Linked DNA regions of Homo sapiens: regions 1, 2 and 3 are each linked to region 4. Evidence: chromatin loops called from intact Hi-C (ENCODE). Cell type or tissue: gastrocnemius medialis. All regions are shown on one strand.

Evidence for each region. A loop is a pair of places that touch in the nucleus more often than their neighbours do. Peaks named below come from ENCODE experiments on the same cell type or tissue, not always from the same donor. Only the 100,000 strongest peaks of a DNase experiment are listed, where the experiment ranks them.
Region 1: a loop joins it to region 4, with 8 times the contacts of the local background. A loop is called at or near these places in 8 of 110 quality-filtered maps.
Region 2: it touches region 4 in a loop (10-fold over the local background); 13 of 110 quality-filtered maps call a loop at or near these places.
Region 3: it touches region 4 in a loop (4-fold over the local background); 4 of 110 quality-filtered maps call a loop at or near these places.

Annotation. Positions count from the first base shown.
Region 1 is chr10:29,995,408-30,000,407 of GRCh38, reverse strand. The region is part of intron 1 of LOC107984218 (a long non-coding RNA gene); the gene reads left to right. Among named protein-coding and RNA genes, the nearest start is that of JCAD, 62 kb to the left of the region's middle. RefSeq lists a silencer at 2,004-2,192. In gastrocnemius medialis, a CTCF peak has its summit at 1,894 (motif pointing left); DNase peaks (open chromatin) are centred at 587, 1,897, 3,667, 4,157 and 3 weaker places; H3K4me3 peaks cover 455 bases; H3K27ac peaks cover 4,156 bases.
Region 2 is chr10:29,858,951-29,863,950 of GRCh38, reverse strand. It overlaps LOC107984173 (a long non-coding RNA gene), which reads right to left and starts at 2,934. Exons shown (of 3, transcript XR_001747288.1): 1 at 2,740-2,934; 2 at 2,140-2,233; 3 at 1,453-1,711. It overlaps LOC124902402 (a long non-coding RNA gene), which reads left to right and starts at 925. Exons shown (of 2, transcript XR_007062100.1): 1 at 925-1,079; 2 at 1,616-2,051. RefSeq lists an enhancer at 1,238-2,437. In gastrocnemius medialis, no CTCF peak of the experiment used is centred here; DNase peaks (open chromatin) are centred at 542 and 2,500; H3K27ac peaks cover 4,803 bases.
Region 3 is chr10:29,641,684-29,646,683 of GRCh38, reverse strand. It overlaps a transcript of SVIL not described here. Among named protein-coding and RNA genes, the nearest start is that of SVIL, 9.2 kb to the right of the region's middle. In gastrocnemius medialis, no CTCF peak of the experiment used is centred here; DNase peaks (open chromatin) are centred at 243, 2,733 and 3,513; H3K4me3 peaks cover 3,102 bases; H3K27ac peaks cover 5,000 bases.
Region 4 is chr10:29,945,589-29,950,588 of GRCh38, reverse strand. LOC124902403 (a long non-coding RNA gene) reads right to left here and starts at 3,443. Exons shown (of 2, transcript XR_007062101.1): 1 at 2,878-3,443. In gastrocnemius medialis, a CTCF peak has its summit at 2,698; DNase peaks (open chromatin) are centred at 1,518, 2,728, 3,248 and 3,598; H3K4me3 peaks cover 367 bases; H3K27ac peaks cover 5,000 bases.

The sequences.
Region 1 (5,000 bases), 50 kb before region 4:
GGAGCTGAAGCAGCCACACACCTGGGCACCTGTGTGTGGAGGCAGCTGGTGGCCTCCAGACATCCCCCTCGGGAAAGCTGTCAGCCCATGCCAATCAGCAGCTCCTGCCAACCAAAAGGACTGCAGGCAAGGAGCCCTGAGGGTCCTTTTCCCAGGCCTGTGAGTGGAAGGTGACAAAGAGGAGCAGAGAGAGGGAGGGCAGAGGCTGAGCTCCGTGTTCCACCCAGAGAGGAAAGGGCCACTGCTCCCAAGATCACAGCTTCCTCACCGACAAAGGAACTGGCTCTGCCAGACCTGGAGGGACAGTGACAAGAGGAGGGGCCCTTCTGGGGCTTGGCATCTGCTGGGGGCAGGAGGACAAAGTGATGGAGCTTCTCTGAGGGATGTCAGCAAAGGTTGTGGGACCTACAGGGTCCAGCAACCAAGAGATGCAGAACAGCACGACTGTCTCTTCTGTTTATCCCTCTGTTTTATGTTGTGGTTTGGATTTTTTGTTGTTGTTGTTGAGACAGAGTCTCACTCTGTTGCCCAGGCTGGAGTGCAGTGGTGTGATCTTGGCACACTGCAACCTCTGTCTCGTGGGCTCAAGTGATCCTCCTAATTTCAGACTCCAAACTGTGTGTGTGTGTGTGTGTGTGTGTGTGTGTGTGTGTGTGATGTGATGTGAAGGAAGGAGGTGCACACTGGAAAAGGGAAAGCAAATGGGCTAGGCTGACATTTGGTATTTGGGTGACAGCCTCAGGCTCTCAGACAGACTAGAATTAATATAGTAGGGCCCGAGCACTGCATTTGTTTGTTGTTTTGGGCACAAGAAATTTTTTCATAGCCACTCCCCCGCCACCCAGGTGATTCTAACACCCTGCAAGGCCTGAAAACTCTAGTTGGATGGCTGTTCAATACTGCAAGCCCCGGCCACAGGTGGCAATTGAGCGCAGGGAGTGCAGGCGGTCCGAATTGAGACATGCTGTGAACGTAGAATACACCCAGACTTCGTACAGAAAGTGAATGTAAATTAGCTCAATCTTTTTATATTACACAGTGAATATATGTATTACTATTTTGTTTTGTTTTGTTTTGTTTTTTTGAGATGGAGTCTTGCCCTGTTGCCCAGGCTGGAGTGCAGTAGAGCAATCTCTGTTCACTGCAACCTCTGCCTCCCAGGTTCAAGCGATTCTTCTCCCTCAGCCTCCCTAGTAGCTGGAACTACAGATGCCCGCCACCATGCCTGGCTATTTTTTTTTTTTTGGTATGTTTAGTAGATTTGTATTTTTAGTAGAGATGGGGTTTCACCATGTTGGCCAGGCTGGTCTCGAACTCCCGACCTCAGGTGATTCGTCCGCCTCGGCCTCCCAAAGTGCTGGGATTACAGGCATGAGACACCTCGCCTGGCCCTATATATTACTATTTTTGATATACTGGGTTAAATAAAACATACGAGTAAAATTAATTTCACCTGCTTCCTTCTCCCGTTTTTAATGGCGTGATTAAAGAATTTAGTTTGGATCGCATGTGCAGCTCACACCGTATTTCTGCGAGACAGTGCTGCTGTAGCAGCCACTTCATGTTACAGTAAAGGGGCAGAAACTAAGTGGCAGAGCTAGATCCAAGGCAGCGACTCTCCTACCCAAGCCCAGCCTCGGAGCCAGGTGGCCACGTGGTGGTTCTCGGTTGCAACCCCTTACTCCCACGCCATCTTCCACCTCTCGAGTTTTTGAAGGAAGCTTAGTCTTGAAGGAAGAGACATTTCCGTTTTTATCATGGCTGGAAGCACCTAGCAAAATGACTGGCACATAGTAGGCACTGGATGTAGATTGTAAAGTTGATGAATCTTTGACACTTGTTGCCTCCTGAGGGAGCTCGCCTGTCCTGCAAAGCCTTTGCAATGCTGTCCCCTGCTGGCTGGTTATTGGAAGTGCTCAGTGAGGTCCCTAAGAAGCCGGCTTGGGTGTATGCTGAGTACACATGTACTGTGTTGCTTGTGTTGCATGTGTGTACGGTGTATATGCATGTGTTGTGTGTGTTGTGTGAGCTTGCACTGAGTGCACATGTGCTGTGTGTCCTGTGTGTTGCATGTGTGTGTGAAGCATATGCATGTGCTATGTGGGTTGTGTGAACTTGTGTTGTGTGCACATGTATGGTATGTCCTGTGTGGTGTGTATATACATGTGTTGAGTGAACACGTATTGTGAATTTTGTGTATTGCACGTGTGTGTGGTGTGCATGCATGTGTCATGTGTGTTGTAAGCTTGCATTGAGTGCACATTGAGTGTTGTGTGTGCTACATGTGTGTTGTGTATACAGGAGTTGTGTGAACTTGAATTATGTGCACATGCACTGTGAATTTTGTGTGTTGCATGTGTGTGTTGTGTATGCAGGTGTTGTGTGAGCGTGTGTGGAGTGTACATATTCTGGGTGTCACGTGTGTTGGATGTATGTATACTATGTGTGCTGCACGTGGGAGGAATCATGCATGTACACAACAGTTGCACTTCCATTACCACACCAAAGGCAACAGTGTCCCTTAGCTTAACTCTTTCTCCCATCCTGGGAGTCGTGGATGCGCACCCTAAACATCCTTAGGCAGCTGCGAGAAGAGCCCCGTTTACAAGTCAGGATCCCCAAACCTCATGAGGGTCTTGTTGCAGCGTTACAAATTTATTCTTCAATACAAGATTACTCTTGTACTAGTTCTCCACAGGCCTCAAGACGTCTCAAGCCAGAAATTCTAGTTCAAGCCTGTCTTTGAGATTCAGACGTTCCAGGCTCTGCACTAGACAGCTTGATTTCAGGCCCTGGGGTGATATTTTCTCGAGGAAGGCGGCAGTGAGTGATCAAGGGTAGCCACGGGAGAGTAGAATTCTCCAACGTGGAGGGAGCCCTTGTCTTGTGCCCGACAAGAAAAAAAAAAATGAGACATGAATATCTGATGGCTGAGCTTCCTGGAGAGCCCAAAAACATGTGGAACAAATGTTCATGCATTGGAAACACATGTCAATCACTGGCTGAATGTTCCTTACTCTCCCGCATCTGAGCACGACACATGGAGAATGCAGGTGGGGTCCCAGATACTCAGATGGCTTTCCTTCCCTCACTTTGTAAGAGTCAAATAAAATCACAGTATCTGTTGACACCACACAACCTATGAATCCACTTTTAAAAACATTATTTTTTTTCCTCCAAGAGACAATTACGTTGTGGTTTCTGGACAAGAGAATCTACTGACCTGTCTGCACATAATCTTCAGCAAGTCATCTCATTTTCTGAGACTGTTTCCTTATCCATAAAACGTCCCCCTTTTCTCAGTGGGGTAACTGGAAGATCACTTGAGATCCCACATGTCAGTGGGTCTTAGTCCTGGAGGCACATTCAGAAAGACTGCTGTTTGTGTTCCTCCAGACCAATGAAATCAGAATTTCTTGGTGTTTGGATTAGGCCACGGTGATTTGATAAAACTCTACCATGCAGCCACATCTGCTAACCGCAAAAGCCCCCCTAAGAACAGAGAACCACGGCAAACTCTACAGGCATGAGAAATTCTGCATATCATTTGCGCGTGGTAACCAGACACTCTCCCCAGATAGAGGATCCAGGGGTGTTCTGGCTGTGCCAGGCTTCCTGTGGTTAATCCACCCTTTCCCCACACCCTGGGCTTGTGACAAGTGTCAGACGACCAGCAGAGCTCCCATGCAGCTGTCCTTTTGGGTACTTCCAACAGCAGATGACTGGGGAGTCGGGCTGGCTTTGTGTACATGTCAAATAGGCTGCCTGGCATCTTACTTCACCTGAGTTCAGGGAATCTTGGTGGTGGGTTGAACTGGGATCAGATTTCCCCATAGGAAAAACAAGTATCAGGGGCAGGGCATGCAGCCCTCGGTTACCCCTCCCTCACCCCCCCTCACCTCTGACCTGTCCTCTGTCCCCTCCCAGTCTCTTTCCTTTGGTTAGCCCTTCCTGAGGTTGTCTAGGAGGTGGGAAAGGAAGGGGCTCATTTTTGTTCCCTTCCTAGTCCTGTCCAGGCACCGGTCCCAGGACTCTGCTCAAGAACCTGGACCAAAAACCAAGGGCAAGAGGAGGCTCTCTTGTTCCTTTTCAATTAGCTTGTTTTTTTTTTTGAAGGAGTTTCACTCTGCCGCCCAGGCTGGAGTGCAGTGGTGCAATCTCGGCTCGCTGCAGCCTCTACCTCCTGAGTTCAAGTGATTCTCCTGCCTTACCCTCCTAAGTAGCTGGGACTGCAGTCACCTGCCACCATGCCCAGCTAATTTTGTGTGTTTTTAATAGAGACAGGGTTTCACCATGTTGACCAGGCTGGTCTCAAACACCTGACTTCAGATGATCCACCCTCCTTGGCCTCCCAAACTTTTTTTTTTTTTTTTGAGGCAGAGTCTCACTGTCACCCAGGCTGGACTGCAGTGACACAATCTTATCTCACTGCAACCTCTGCTTCCCAGGCTCAAGTGATTCTCCTGCCTCAGCCTCCTGAGTAGCTAGGATTACAGGCGCACACCACCACACCCAGCTACTCTGTATTTTTAGTAGCGATGAAGTTTCGCTGCATCAGCCAGGCTGGTCTTGAACTCCTAACCTCAGGTGATCTGTCTGCCTTGGCCCCCCAAAGTGCTGGGATTATAGGCCTGAGCCACCTTACCTGACCACTTTTGTTCTTTTTCTACTATTTTCCATGAGCCTTTTGGTTATGCAGTTAGCTTTGCCCCCAGGCTGGGAGGATAATTCCTCCAGCACAGAAATTCTTCAGGGAAGTAGGAAAATGTTGGTCTGCCCATTGTTGACAACCCCCAAAAGCCATAAGGTGATTTTGGCCACATCCCAGCATAGCAAGGGAGGCCCCTGAGGACCTACCAAAAATTCGGGCCATCCCCCATCTGCTTTCAAGCAACCCCTATCCTGAGATGGCTTAACTGACTCTCCCTCAGGAGTGTGTTTTGGGAGTGACAGAATGCCTGTCTTTAAACAGTCTTTGGCCCAAAATCCAGGGACATGCA
Region 2 (5,000 bases), 87 kb after region 4:
TGCCCAGACTGGAGTGCAATACCATAATCTCGGCTCACTGCAACCTCCGCCTCCTGGATTAAAGCAATTCTCCTGTCTCAGCCTCCTGAGTAGCTGGGATTACAGGCACCCACCACCACGCCTGGCTAATTTTTGTATTTTTAGTAGAGACGGGGTTTCACCATATGGGCCAGGCTGGTCTTGAACTCCTGACCTCAGATGATCCGCCCACCTCAGACTCCCAAAGTGCTGGGATTGCAGGCATGAGCCACCGCACCCAGTCATCTTTTCTTTGTTCTAACAGTTCTAGCAAAGCACTGTTCCTCTCTGCAAGCAGGGAAACTCCTAGAGTACTAGGCTATGTTTGGGAGGCCAAGGTGGGAGGATCAATCTGGGTCAGGAGTTTGAGACCAGTCTGAGCAACAGAGAGAGATCCTCCCCATCTCTTCAAAAAATACAAAATTATCTGGGCATGGTGTTGCACACCTGTAGTGCCAGCTGAAGGAGGGACTAAGGCAGGAGGCAGGAGGATCACCTGAGCCCAGGAGCTCAAGACTGCAGTGAGCCACGATTGCACCACACTCCAGCCTGGGCAACAGAGCAAGACCCTGTCGAGAAGGAAAGGAGAGGAGAGGAGAGGAGAAGATTTAATGTAGGGTCGAATGATTTATTATCATTTAATTTTTAAAAAGACAAAGGTTAAAAGAGATTCTATTGTTCAGTATGATTCACTTGCTAAGTGTTGTGAAGGGCCTGTAATTCAGGTCCCTAATGACCCATGAAACCAAATGCCCTGGTGAGTCAACCTCAAAAATTACCTAGTCATCTGATAAGTATTAAGCACAAACAAAAAACACTTGTTAAAAGCTGCAGACAGTATCAATGTGTATTATTAGCCAGTTATAACTCAAGCCTTTAAAACCAGGCAAGTCACAATAGGCTCTTCAAACACCTTTCTGACATAACTAAGGCAATCAGCCCATTGCGCCATAACCAGAAGACAATATCTAATGGCAATTGCCATGTATAGTGTGAAGGCCTTTCCTTGTGGATTCAGAATGGAGCATGGACCACAATTCTCAGAAGCGACTTCTAGAGAGGTAAACTATGTTCTTCCCATTCCTCAGATAGAGAAAGATCAAAGCATGTATATAAGTAATTTGCTTATTTTCAGACTATGTTACATAATTAAACTATATCCCAGGGCAGATCCTGCATGATAACTTTTGTGGGGGGAGTGGGGGACAGAGTCTCACTGTCATCTAGGCTTGAGTGCAGTGGTGCGATCTCTACTCACTGCAACCTCCACCTCCCGGGTTCAAGCGATTCTCATTCCTCAGCCTTCTGAGTAGCTGGAATTACAGGCGCGTGCCACCACGCCTGGCTATATAGTCACCTTTTATTAGGTGTAGGAAGTCATAACCTTATTGTTCCAGAAGACAGAAGTTGTCTTTTTTTACCTGAATTTCCCAAAGATTGCTTCTCAGAAACGACTGCTTTAATAGTCCCCAATTGGTGTGAATGGAATAGTTAATTAAAATTCTATGATGAAGTGCATTAGAATTTGCAATAAGCCTCTTGCCTTTTATTCACTCCAGATGACTGCCTTCTGACATCATTGTTTTTTTTCTTCTAGATGTTGGGTGTAATGCCAGCCATTGTTACAATAGGACATTGCATTTTATACCTGAGATCACTGACTGGTTGTCATCAGATAGAATCATGTAGTCCCCTGTTGTACAAACAGAACATTCTGATGACTATTCATTAAGTGAAATATAATGGAACACTTAAAGTGACCCCAAGATTAAACCCTTATTTGGGGTTTGTCTAATGACTAATGGTCACTACCACCAGTTTGGAGACATTACAACAAAACTCTGCTGCTGACAAAAATATTAACCATAAATGATGAGAAATTTTCAGTTGGGACCAAAAGAACATCTGGAGGCCATTAAAGCAGGAGAATTTTCCCTCTATGTCCTGATTGCCAAACTTAGAACCAACCACCCAGAAACTGTGGCCCTCATGCTAACTCAATGTTTATATTTCATTAAAAACGATTTCAAGGGTTTGCGTCTTGCACTTCATGGCCCAACTCCCATGCATACAGCTTTTCATCTCACTGAGCATGTCCTGGAGCAGACGAGCATTCCTCACCTCTTGGTTTCAGAAGAAGGAGCTTCTTGGGGAATAATTCCAGGTTCTTTTTTTGCATCTATAATCTAATCAAGAATCTGTAGGTCCTACCATCCTAGGATAAATGAGGAGAAGAAAACAAGGATGCAAGACCCAACAATAAAAATATTAGAATTTTAAAAATACTATACTAGAGTTTGCTTTTAAATACCTAGTAAAGCTACAATAAGTCATGAAATTGATGAATGGAAAGTTATATAATTTCAGCTGTATATTAGTTGCTTTTTGCTGCTATAACAAATCACCACAAACTTTGTGACTTAAGACAGATGTAGCCAGGCACGGTGGCTCATGCCTGTAATCCCAGCACTTTAGAAGGCTGAGGCAGGCGGATCACCTGAGGTCAGGCATTCAAGACCAGCCTGGCCAAGATGATGAAACCTCATCTCTACTATAAATACAAAAATTAGCTGGGCATGGTGGCACCTATAATTCCAGCTACTCGGGCGGCTAAGGCAGGAGAATCAGTGAGTCGAGATCACACCACTGCACTCCAGCCTGGGCAACAGAGCAAGACTCCATCTCAAAAAAGGAAAAAACAAAACAAGACGGATATATTACCTTACAGTTCTTGAAGTTAGAAGTCCAACACAGGTTGCACTGGACTAAAATCAGGGCATCAGCTGGGCTGCATTCCTTTCTGGAGGTTCTAGGGGGAAATCTATTTCTTTGTCTTTTAGCTCCTTGCAGCTGCTCCATTCCTTTGTTTATGGCCTATTCTCCATTTTCAAAGCCAGCAAAGTTGCATCTTTTTAACTTTTCTTCTGCAGGAATATCGCCTTCCAACTATGGCAAGAAAAGGTTGTCTGATTTTGAAGATTTGTGTGATTCATTTAGGCCCACTAAAATAATCCAAGATAATCTTCCCATCTCAAGATTCTTAATTTAATCACATCTGCAAAGTTCCTTACAAAAGCAACATATTCACAAATTGCAGGGATTAGGACGTGGACATCTTTGGGGGATCCATATTCTGCCTATCACAAGCTATTTCCAGACTCCAAGTAGTAAAGAGAGTTGAAATTCAAAAGCTCATCAGTCACCTTTTTTCACTGTCATTCCTTTTAGCATTGAGTTTTACCTTAGGAAATAGGACAGATGTTTTCAATACCTAAAACCTTAAACATAGAACAATTTTACAAATGTCATGAAACCAGAATGAATCTCTTGGCTGAAAGTTTTTCAATTTTCAAAGAACTAATTTTAATTTTACTAGTAAATTTGAAATGGATCCAGCTTGCCTGCTGTACTTTTATATGAGACACTAAATCACGGTTCTTTGGAAACGGCAACATTGAAAGCATAAACTGTCATTTTCCCAGAATGTGTGGAAGGGCGGATGTGGTTGATATAATGTGTTTCTTAACACATCTTTTCACCCTGAGCTCACTCCCACCATGTGTTTATATGCACTGCAGGGCATACAGCAGCCTTGGTCGGTGCACGTGTTCGCAAGTAGTTTCGCCTATTTCTCAAGCATATATTCCTACGGGTGCCTAGCAAATGCCTTAGCTGAGGACAAGGTGTCCAAGGAATAAGTACTTGCTGCTGTTTTCCAACACACACCACAATTTCGGCTGATTCTCAGCAAAGGGCATTTCTTCTACTCTGGGATCTGTGAATTTGCTCATGGTTTTTAACAACCTGCAGCCCGGCTCAAGTCATAGTCTGGATCCCAATTTGAAATTAGCTACATTTTATTAGTAAGTGTCCAGAAATGGCTTGGCGGGTCATTTTCTGTCTTGTAAAATGTGGTTCTTATTGGCAGTAACATGCTTTTTGGGCACTGACTCATGTTCTCTCTTCAAGCAAATGATTCCTTCAGGAGGCACACGCTATATCTAGGTTTGCTGTGTGCAACACATCAGATCCTGGCCATAGGGTGACTTAGCAAAGGTACAGGCAGTTTATTGCACACCTATGTACACTTCAGGTCCCGTGCTAAGAGTTTTAAGGGCATTATCTCATTTAACTTTACAAAACCCTGTAAGATAGAATCTGTTAATCATCCCATTTTCAGACGATGAAAGCAAGATTTAAAATGACTTGCACAACCTCATGAAACCGACATGCTTGGGCTGGACTATATTGAGACTAGGTGAGGTGAGTGAGCACTCAGTTTGGTGCAAAATGTAAAGGAAAGCCAAAAGGCTCAGTAAGCAAGGTAAAGGATATTTCAGTGCAATTTTTTAAAAATGCAAAATTAGTGAAAACATTCCATAGTAAAATATTAAAATGTGAAAAAAAGACAGACTCTGACCTTATACTGGGACTCAGCCTTAATCACCTGACTCTAATCCTGGCCCTGCTGAATCCTGTCCCTTCCCTGGCTGGAATTTGAACCCAAGGCTGGCTGAGGCTGAAGCCCATGTTTGTACCCACTACTCTATAGGATGCATCTGCCTCCTCTGCCAGCAGGGCAGCTGGGAGGTACTTAAAATGCTTTTCAACAATGATGACAGGCTGGGTGCAGTGGTTCATGCCTGTAATCCCAGCACTTTGGGAGGCCGAGGTGGGAGGATTATTTCAGGCCAGAAATTTGAGACCAGCCTGGGCAACATAGCAAGACCCAGTTTCTAAAAAAAAAAAAAAAAAAAAAAAATGTAATTAGCCAGGCACGGGGGCATGCACCAGTAGTCCCAGCTACTCAGGAGGCTGAGGTGGGAGGATACTTGGAGCTCAAGAGCTGGAGGCTCCAGTGAGCTCCACTGCACTCCAGCAGTGATTGCTCCACTGCACTCCAGCCTGGGCAACACAGCAAGACCCTGTCTCTAAAAGAAAACAAACAAAAAAAACAAAACCAAAAAAATAATGATGAAAAC
Region 3 (5,000 bases), 300 kb after region 4:
TCATACTTCTTCCTCTACAAGATTAGATTACTGTAATTTTCATATCCTGGACTGCCCACGAGGGATTTGAATTAATACTTGTTGGTATAGAAAGCAGGATCATGTTTCTGGGGAGAAAGGACTGAACTTGCCCACTTGGCCATCATCAGAAAACATTAGGCAGGGCCTGGCTGAAAAATAATCCTGCCTTCAGGGCTTACCACATCAATTAGCTTACCATACGGGCCAGTAAGCCGTGTCTTTGTGAACACATGGTCCCTGGGCAGCGGATTTGTGAAAGTGATGCCAAGCCCAGGAGATCAGAATGCACGGAAGATTTTGCAAGGGAGTCCTATATTGAAATCAGACACTGCTTAATGAGGAAAATCTTTCCCAAAGAGGTATTTGAGAAGGAGGTAAACCAATTCAGGCATGTGGAACAGCCTGCACAAAGCCAGCAGAAATTACGATCACAGATTGCAGGGCAGGGGGGTGTCTGTGAGGGATAAAGTTGCCTTTGGAAAAGAACTCATTGCCTTGTCATTTTCCCTGGAGCATACGCATTATTTGCCTTATTCGTTCAAGAAATATTTATCGAGCACTTAATATATCCTAGGCACTGAAGATGAACAGCAGTTCACAAACCAGACAAAAGTCTCTGTCCTCACACAAGTCACATTTTAGGGGGCCCATGTCACTAGGGGTACAAGCGTAAGCTGAAGGGAGCTGTAGCAAGGAGTTAGGAGTACCTGGAAGAACTCCTGAATAACTATAGTTGTTTGAAAACGTATTTGCTTATTTATTTTCTCTCTTCCCTTTGATGCAACTTGCACCCACTATCCCACTAACGAGATTACCAGCCATCTTTCGATAAATCCTTGGGAGGGAATTACTTGTACTTGCTAATGAATAATCCACTTTAGTAGTCCAACAGATAATAACTTCAGGGTCTTCAAAGGGTTATCTGATCTGCTTTGGCCTGAGTCTCTATGGGAGGGAAGTTGAGGCATGATCAAAGGATTTTATCTTTGCTTGCTCTCCTACTGTCTAATAATTTTTTATTTCAGAATGCTTTGCTTTAACATATTTTATCTCGCTTGGAGCGCTTTATTCCTTCCTTATTTATTTATTTTTTGAGACGGAGTTTCACTCTATCGCCCAGGCTGGAGTTCAGTGGCACAATCCCGGCTCACTGCAAACTCCACCTCCCGGGTTCAAGCAACCCTCCTGCCTCAGCCTCCCGAGTAGTTTGGACTACAAGAGCCCGCCACCACACCTGACTAATTTTTGTATTTTTAGTAGAGACATGGTTTCACCATGTTGGCCAGGCTGGTCTTGAACTCCTGACCTCAAGTGATCCTCTCGCCTCGGCCTCCCAAAATGCTGGACTTACAGGCATGACCCACCACACCTGGCCCCTTCCTTCTTTTTTTCCCCCTCATTGTTGAGGCTTTTCTTTGGAGAAGGTGAGATGGTGCTATGCCTCAGAATTGTAGAATTTCAAGTTTTTAGAATTTGATGGCACTGTAGGAATCTTAATCCAGACCAGCGATTTTCAGTCCCCAGACTAAAACCAAGCCCTTACCTGAGGGCAGTGCGATGAGAAACCTAAGAAAATGAAGTGAATGTTGTATTAAATATAAAGCTAAATTTATTCAGTTGATTTCTGCATCATTCTGTTATTTTCTTTTCTTGAATTTTTCAGGTTTTTTTTTTTAGTGTCCTCCACCTACCCCAGAAATCAGTCTTCCTGATCTCAGCCTCCCACCTCCCACCATTCTGTCCCCACAGGCTGACTCCTGTCAGACCCCATCCTCCCACGCCCCAGTTTTCAGATGGGACCCTCCTCCTCAGTCTTGTAGCCCCTGCCCTCAATACAGAAGTCACTGGCTAAACCTTAGGGTAGGAAGTTCCCACTCGTGCTGTCAAGGAGACATGGCCCAGGATCCACAGTTGGAGCCAAAGATACATTGTAAGATACAACACATAGTGTTTCTGGTTTCTTTCTTTCCCTCTTTCTTTCTTTCTTTCTTTCAGGTGGAATCTTGCTCTGCCGCCCAGGCTGGAGTGCAGTGGCATGATCTCGGCTCACTGCAAGCTCCGCCTCCTGGGTTCAAGTGGTTCCGTTTTATAGAATTATTGGGACTGTGGTTCCACTCTATTACAAGCTTATCGGGCTTCTGTGGGTTGGCCGAGTGCATAGCCATTACGTAGAGCTCTGTTTCTGGAGGAAGATGAGAATGGAACCTTCACTGGGCTACAGAGTGCTTGGCCCAGGGGATGTGGGGTTTCTCGGTCCTTGGGGCTGGGAGAACATGCTCAGAGAAGGCTCCTCGCTCCTGTGTGTCTCTAAGGTATAGATGATGCTCCCTGAGGAGCACAGTCTCCTGGAGTTTTTCTTTCAGGAATAAGAATGATCCATTCCCTCTTGGTATTTGGAATCAGCCAAACAAACCACATGTGGTGCTGAGCTTTGTGATGTCAACAACAGCAGGGAAGGGAAGAGCCTCCCAGGTCCTCACTCCACTGGTCACATCACCGTCAGCTCATGTCCCCATTTGAGCAGCAGCCTCCATGGTTCTGTTCGTGCAGTGAGCTGCTGCTTGACAGCAGACAGAAATCCCATATTTTTAGATATCTAGTGGCCCAAACGGAGCATGTCACACTTTGTACATCTCTGATTACTCTCAAGACTCTGAGCCTGGTGTCCAGGAACGCGATGTTGCTCCAGCCGTGTGAGAGGCTGGGTCTCTGGAGCCAGGACTCATAAACCACGGTCCAGGCTCACCCCTGGCAAGTTCACATCTCATTTTGACCACGAGGCCAGCAGTTCTCTTTGTGTTGAGCTCTGCTACACACCCATTGCTCTGAAGCTACAGCCCGGGAGAGAAAAGTTGGCTGGCTCATCAGTGGTTCAAGCCAGTGACTTACAGATGACCTTGGAGCTCAAAGATTTTCAGCTAAAGCCAGTAAAGTTCTCCAAAAGCTTTGAGAAAAAGCGAGACCAGACAGACAGAAAGACAGACTCAATTGATTGAATTATTGATTGATTCAGATTTCCGGCAGGGGTGGGGGGTTGTTGGTTGAAAAATATTAACTGAAAATAATATCCCCTTTTTGTCTTTAAAAAGAAATTTATGCACAAACAAAATGACTTGCCCATGGTACAGAAGGCCACAAGCTCGATTCATACAGGTGTATCGGTGTACATATCAGTAGACTACAGCATGTCTCTGTCTTCTCCCATAGAGGTCAAAATCCTAAGCTTTTTGGGAAAAGGAAATGATTCCAAGTCTGGTTCCATCGTGGCAGAAAATAGGGCAAAATACAGGTCCTGGTTGCCTAGCCTTTTCATCTCCTGGAAATGAGCTGCTTAAAAAATACCTCCAGTGATTGATCAAGTTCATTGCCCTGTGGAAAGCAGAACTTTTCAGAAGGCAGAAGCAAGGAGACAGAGAGTGTTGTTGTCTTACTTTCCTGCACTGACAGTCCTGGCCAATGCTCTGACATCATCTTGAGTCCAGAAATAGGAGTGAGAAATGGACAGTGAGGCCACTACACAGAAACATTTGAGCTGGTGATGCATGTTTTCTTTTCTGCCTGTGAGCTGAGGATCCAACTTGTGACTGTTTCTCCAGCTCTGGAGGGATATTGCAAATTGATTAATCCACCCTGACAAAAGGGAGAATGTTGTAGCTGCATTAAAATGAGAAGAGAGCGGCCGGGTGCAGTGGCTCACGCCTGTAATCCCAGCATTTTGAGAGGCTGAGGTGGGCGGATCATTTGAGGTCAGGAGTTCAAGACCAGCCTGGCCAACATGGTGAAACCCAGTCTCTACTAAAAATACGAAAACATTATTCAGGCATGGTGGTATGTGCCTGAGGTCCCAGCTACTTGGGAGGCTGAGGCAGGAGAATGGCTTGAACCCAGCAGGTGGAGGCTGCAGTGAGCTGAGATCATGTCATTGCACTCCAGCCTGGGCGACAGAGTGAGACTCTGTCTCCAAAAAAAAGAGAGAGAGAAGAGATCTAACTGCAGACTATTTTGATATTTTCAGTCCACATCACAAACATTTATTAAATTTACTGAGTGGCACATGTTGCTAGGTCCTGGTAATATGAAAATGTCATGGAGTCTCTGCTAACAGCCTAGAGATTGGGAATCAGAGACCATGTCTAGGAGAGATTTGTAGGGGAAATATTCTCAACTAAGGCTTGAAGTATGATTAGGGGTCGGTCTTTCTTTCTTTCTTTCTTTCTTTCTTTCTTTCTTTCTTTCTTTCTTTCTCACTCTCTCTCTTTCTTTCTGTTTTTGAGGCAGAGTCTCACTCTGTTGTCTAGGCTGGAGTGCAGTGGCACAATCTCAGCTCACTGCAACCTCTGCCTCCCAGGTTCAAGCGCTTCTCAGCCTCGGGAGTAGCTGGGATTACAGGCTCGAGCCACCATACCTGACTAATTTTTGTATTTTTAGTAGAGACAGAGTTTCACTGTGTTGGCCAGGCTGGTCTTGAACTCCTGACCTCAGGTGAGCCATCTGCCTCAGCCTCCCAAAGTCCTGGGATTATAGGCATGAGCCACCGCACCTGGCCAGATTAGGGGTTTTCTAAGTGAGAAGGGTGGAAAGGCATTCTGAGCAGAGAGAACAAACTAGACAGGAATAGGAAGGATGGCCAGGGTGGCTGGTGTCTCATGGTTGGGCACAGGTCACCTGCTGGTGGGAGGGAGGATAGGAGGTTCCAGCTCAGAGAAGTGGGACTTTGGAATGTACCCAACAGGCTGGACATCCTTGAGTTTTTTGTTTTCTTTTGTTTTCTGTTTTCCACCAACACAAGTAATCGCATCCCTCCTGGGTTTATCTAAATGTGGTGCTGGTAATGAAGCTAAGGCATCACAGTCCTTGTAAGCCTCACAGCTTGTAGGAATACACCTGCACAAGTAAGTCACTGCAGGTCTTAGTCTGTATGAGATAACCTAAGGGTTAAGTGTCATTTCCAAACTATTTATTTGTAACTGGATACCTTT
Region 4 (5,000 bases):
CCTGTCCTTTCTCTCATGGGGCTAGGATGACAGCTCAGGCACTACAGAGCTTCCCTGAAGAAGGCTCGCAGAGCCGTGTGGGCCTCTGTTGGGAAAGAACACATCCCATCATTTGGATAGAGTCATTTTTCATCCAGCCGGGTGCTGCTGTGGGTTATGGGAGTGTGCACCAACTGTATTGTAGACAAGACCCACATTGCCAGGAGAATCCAACATCAAACCCTAAACAGGGATCTTGGTTTGGCTTAAATGCTCCTCACAATGGCTTGGTGGGGTTTCAAGGTGCCGTTACAGGGATTTCTCAAGAAATCAAAACCAGCCGGGCATGGTGGCTCATGCATGTAATCCCAGCACTTTGGGGAGGCCGAGGCAGGCAGATTGCTTGAGGTCAGGAGTTCAAGACCAGCCTGGCCAACATGGTGAAACCCCATCTCTATTAAAAATACAAAAATTAGCCCGGTGTGATGGCGGGTGCCTGTAGTCCTAACTACTTGGGAGGCTCAGGCAGGAGAATCACTTGAACCTGGGAGGTGGAGGTTGCAGTGAGCCGAGAGTGCCCCACTGCACTGCAGCCTGGGTGACAGAGCAAGACTCCGTCTCAAAAAAAAAGAGGAAACCACACATCATGTTGAATGTATCATATCTGGCACAAGTGTTCTAAACTGGACATAAACCTCATGCCTTGGCCAAGTTTTTCTGAACGAACCACAATGATTCATGAAAAAAAATTGTATACTTTTGAGTGGGGCAAAGACTTCATGCTACAGTTTGTAATAAAGGTCAAAGGTCAGGAATTGATTTTGGTGAAATCAGTTGAGATTCTTTTGCTATCCTGAAACTTGGAGATGGTAAAGGTTTCAGATTTCAAAATGAAAACTTTGCCAAGCAACAGGGTTTATTATGTATCATTTAGAAACTAGTCTTCATACCCTGAAGCTCCTTCGGCACGGCTATTGCTTGAAAATACTCTAGAAAACCACAGGGAACATTTTCCCAATGAATCATAATCTGTCTGGGAAGTTAGAGAAATCAATCAAATAAGCTTCAATTTTTTTTTTCCTGGACCATCTGGACAATTCAGATAACAATATATTGTGGTCACAGCTCACATTTTTTCAGACCTAAAGTTGAATTTGTTATTTGAATTTGTTATGAGACAGGAAGCGAAATGTCTGCAAAGATAAATGAAAAGAGGGAATGATTTTAGCAAACAGGCCTTGGATACATTTTCTAAGTGATTTTTCCAAGACTCACTGGTCCCAGGATTTGGTCCCATGGCCAGATCCTCCTAAATGAAAAATGTTCAAATTACTGTGCCGAATAGTGCCTGGATTCTTTCTACGAGTGCCAGAGAAAAAAGTGAATTAGCCCAGGAGTACCTCTCAGACTGAAAATCAAAACAGCCAAGGGCAAAGAACTGGAAGTAGACACTGAAGTTCAGGCTCCCTCTCGAAGCCGTATTGTGGCCTGTGAAATACACATCGCTCACACCTCATCAAAGCCAGTGAAACAGTAGCTGTCATGCAAGCTAAATCTTGTTTTCACAGAGCCTGCCTGTGGCTGGTTTCATTTGGCTCAGCCCAAGCTACCTGAACACCTGGTTCTATGCTTAGATTTTCCTATGTGTGGAAAGCAATTATCTTTCGACTGGAGAGAAAACTGTACAGAAAACCCAACCGCGATCATTTGGGGGAGCAGCCAGGCGCACGCTCGCCATTACACTGTGATGGAACAAATTGTTAAGCAGGTACAGAATTTGATCGTAATTTCAGCAAAGGCCTATACATGTTTCTAACGTTTTTAAAAATACCTCTGTTCATAACAGCAGACACTAAGGATTAGTGATTTTTCCCCAAGTGCATGATCAGGTCTATTTTGTTACAATGGTGCCTCCTGGCCAAGGCCAGACACACTCAAAGAAGGGTCTTGGGCAGATAGGAAAGATTTCCCTGCAGGAGGTTTGAGAGGGGCCTAACAATTTGTAGGTCTTTGAAATATAATTTGAAATGGTTACAAAGCTACGGCCAATGATGTAAGAGAAGGTGTGTTTTATAGTAAGTATTAAAAGAAGACAAATAGATGCTAAGGAGAGATGGATTGGCTAAGAGAAAGATTAACACACAAATTGCACCTACTCATTCCTATATAATTCGTTAGGGAGAGGTACAAATTAGGCTCTGAAATTTCCAGCAGCCGGCTCATGTGTATAATCCCAGCACTTTGGAAGGCCAAGGAGGAATGCCTGAGGCCAGGAGTTCAAGATCAGCCTGGGCGACATAGAGAGACTCTGTCTCTACAAAAATTTTTTTAAAAATTAGCCAGATGTGGTGGTGCATACCTGTAGTCCCAGCGACTATGGAGGCTGAGGCAGGAGGATCACTTGAGCTCAGGAGTTCAAAACCTGATGGGCAACATAGCAAGGCCCATCTCTACCAAAATAATTTTTTTTTTAATTAGCCAGGCGTGGTGGCACACATCTGTAGTCTCAGCTATGCCATAGGCTAAGATAGGAAGATGGCTTGAACCCAGGAGTTTGAGGCTGCAGTGAGCTATGATCGCACCACTACACTCCAGCCTGGCAAGGCCCCAGTCTCAAAAATAAAATAAAATAAATTTTAAAATGAATTTTCTAGGAGCCAGCCAAAGAGGAAAGTGCCATCAGTTGCATTGAGCCACCCTGTCCACAAGGTGAATCAGCAGCTCAGGATAAGTACAACTATTTGGGCAGGTCAGCAGGCACACCACTGCCGGGGATTAGAGAGTCAGGGGACAGGGTGTCCTCTTCTGTCTAGGACTGAGGAATTTCCTTTGATATGATTCTTTTAGTGCTAAAGGCAGTAAAGTCTTGGGACAACCAGGATGAGTTGGTCACCCTACCTGGGAATGTTTGCCAGTCAGCCCATCCTGGCCTGGACCCCCCACCTCCACCCAGCAGGCAGACTGCTGTCTGAGGTCTCACGCATATCCCAAGACTTGCAGCTGCAGGTGGGTGACAGGTTCCACAGGCGCTGACCCTGGGGTTCTGGCAAGCTGTTGGCTCAGTGTTTGTGGAACATAGTCGAAGCCACGGGGTGTAGAGAACTGAAAGGACATTCCCAGGGAAGGGGGAAACTTTCCCATGCAAATCCCAGCAGAAGCTGTGGCTTTGATTTTCCTCAGTCTGCAGCTGCATGGAGAGGAATCCGGGAGGGAAAACTGCCCATGCAGAGCCTTATGAAACACCAGCTCAAGTCACTAGCCTCCAACAGGCTCGGTGAATCATGCTGACTGCCTCCTGGACTCATATGAGGCTGCTCCCCTCAGCAGGGCAGCCTGCACTACAAACTAGCCCTGCTCCTATCCCTGGCTAGCTTGCCTTGCTCACCCTACCTTGGACCTTCCTGGTTCATTCACGAGAAAAATCCTGAGACTGGCAAGAGCCTGGAATTGTGAAAGCTCAGACTAAATAAGAAGGCTTTCGTGGTGGCCTTTTACCTAGCGTGGCAGTCAAAGACTGCTCTGCCCCCAACACAAGACACTCCCCTGCTTTCATAACTGGCACTGTAACATAGTTATCCTGTGCTGGAACATTCTGTCCTGTGCCAGCACAGACCTGAATCTCAGCAGAGTGCATAAACAGGGGGACTTTTGCTACACTATTCCAGGAATATGACATAATCCTACCCTGTCCCTCCAGAGTCACCTTCTTGGAAGGTTGACAGTCTCAGAGGCTTCCAGGGAAGAGAGTGCTGCCTCCTGGTAGACCCTGAATGGGTTCCACTGCTCTCCCTCTCATTACAGTGACGATGAGGCAGAAGGATCGGGCTCCACCTTGACTCGTATACCTTTTCTTGCAAAGATCCCACTGACAGAATTTTCTGGACATCTTTAGAGCATGTGGAAGACCTTACAGGACTACATTGTTTCTGGGTATCTGAGACCAAGATCAATTGGGGCAAACTTGTTTTTAAATTTTGTTTCTTATATATCTTGTGTTTTTTAAAACTTGTTTTTTATATGTAAGCTTTTTAAAAACTAAAATTTCAACATATCTTTCTTGAATTAAACCACTTGCCAAATTCAACAAAGATTTCCTTTGGAAGATATCTTCAAAGGGTTGATTGTGTCCCAATCAACATTTCCATGAATTTCTAAATAAGTGGCCTAATCTGAATATTTTTTACAATGTGCCCTGGATATGGAAGATAGAGGAACAGTCTCCACCCTTGAGAAACTCACAATTTATTAAGAGAAAAAAATAGGCCAGGCACAGTGGCTCGCACCTGTAATCCTAACACTTTGGGAGGCTGAGGCGGATCAACTGAGGTCAGGGGTTTGAGACCAGCCTGGCCAACATGGTGAAACCCCATCTCCATTAAAAATGCAAAATTAGCCGGGCATGGTGGCGGGCACCAGGACTCGTAGTCCCAGTTACTCGGGAGGCTGAGACAGGAGAATCACTTGAACCCAGGAGGTGGAGGTTGCAGTAAGCTGAGATCGCACCACTGCACTCCAGCCTGGGCGACAGAGTGAAACTCGGTCTCAAAAAAGAAAGAAAGAAAGAAAGAAAGAAACATACTTGATCACAATAATTGCCAGATCTTATAGGGCCTTGTGTGCCTGGGTGAGGAATTTAGGCTTTATCTTGTGGGCATTGGGAATTTATCGTAAAGGACATTATACAGGAAGGTAGCATGATTGAATTTGCATTCAGCTTAAAGAAAGGGTTGGCTTGAGAAGAGTTGGGAGACAACTAAACCAGCTGAGAGCCTTCAGCAATGGTCCAGGTGAGAGAGGAGGAGGGCTGGTTCTAAGGGGTAGGTGGAGAGAAAGCAGAAAAATCACATAATATTTAGGAAATAGAACTAACAGGATTTCATGAGTATTGGACATGAGAGGCAAGGTAGAGTGGATGTCTGGAAAAACAGCCCTCTCACAGAAGGCAGCATGTCCTGGAAGCATGAATCCAGGAATGACTTTTTTTGTTGTTTGTGTAGGACTAAGACTAAAACCCATATGTG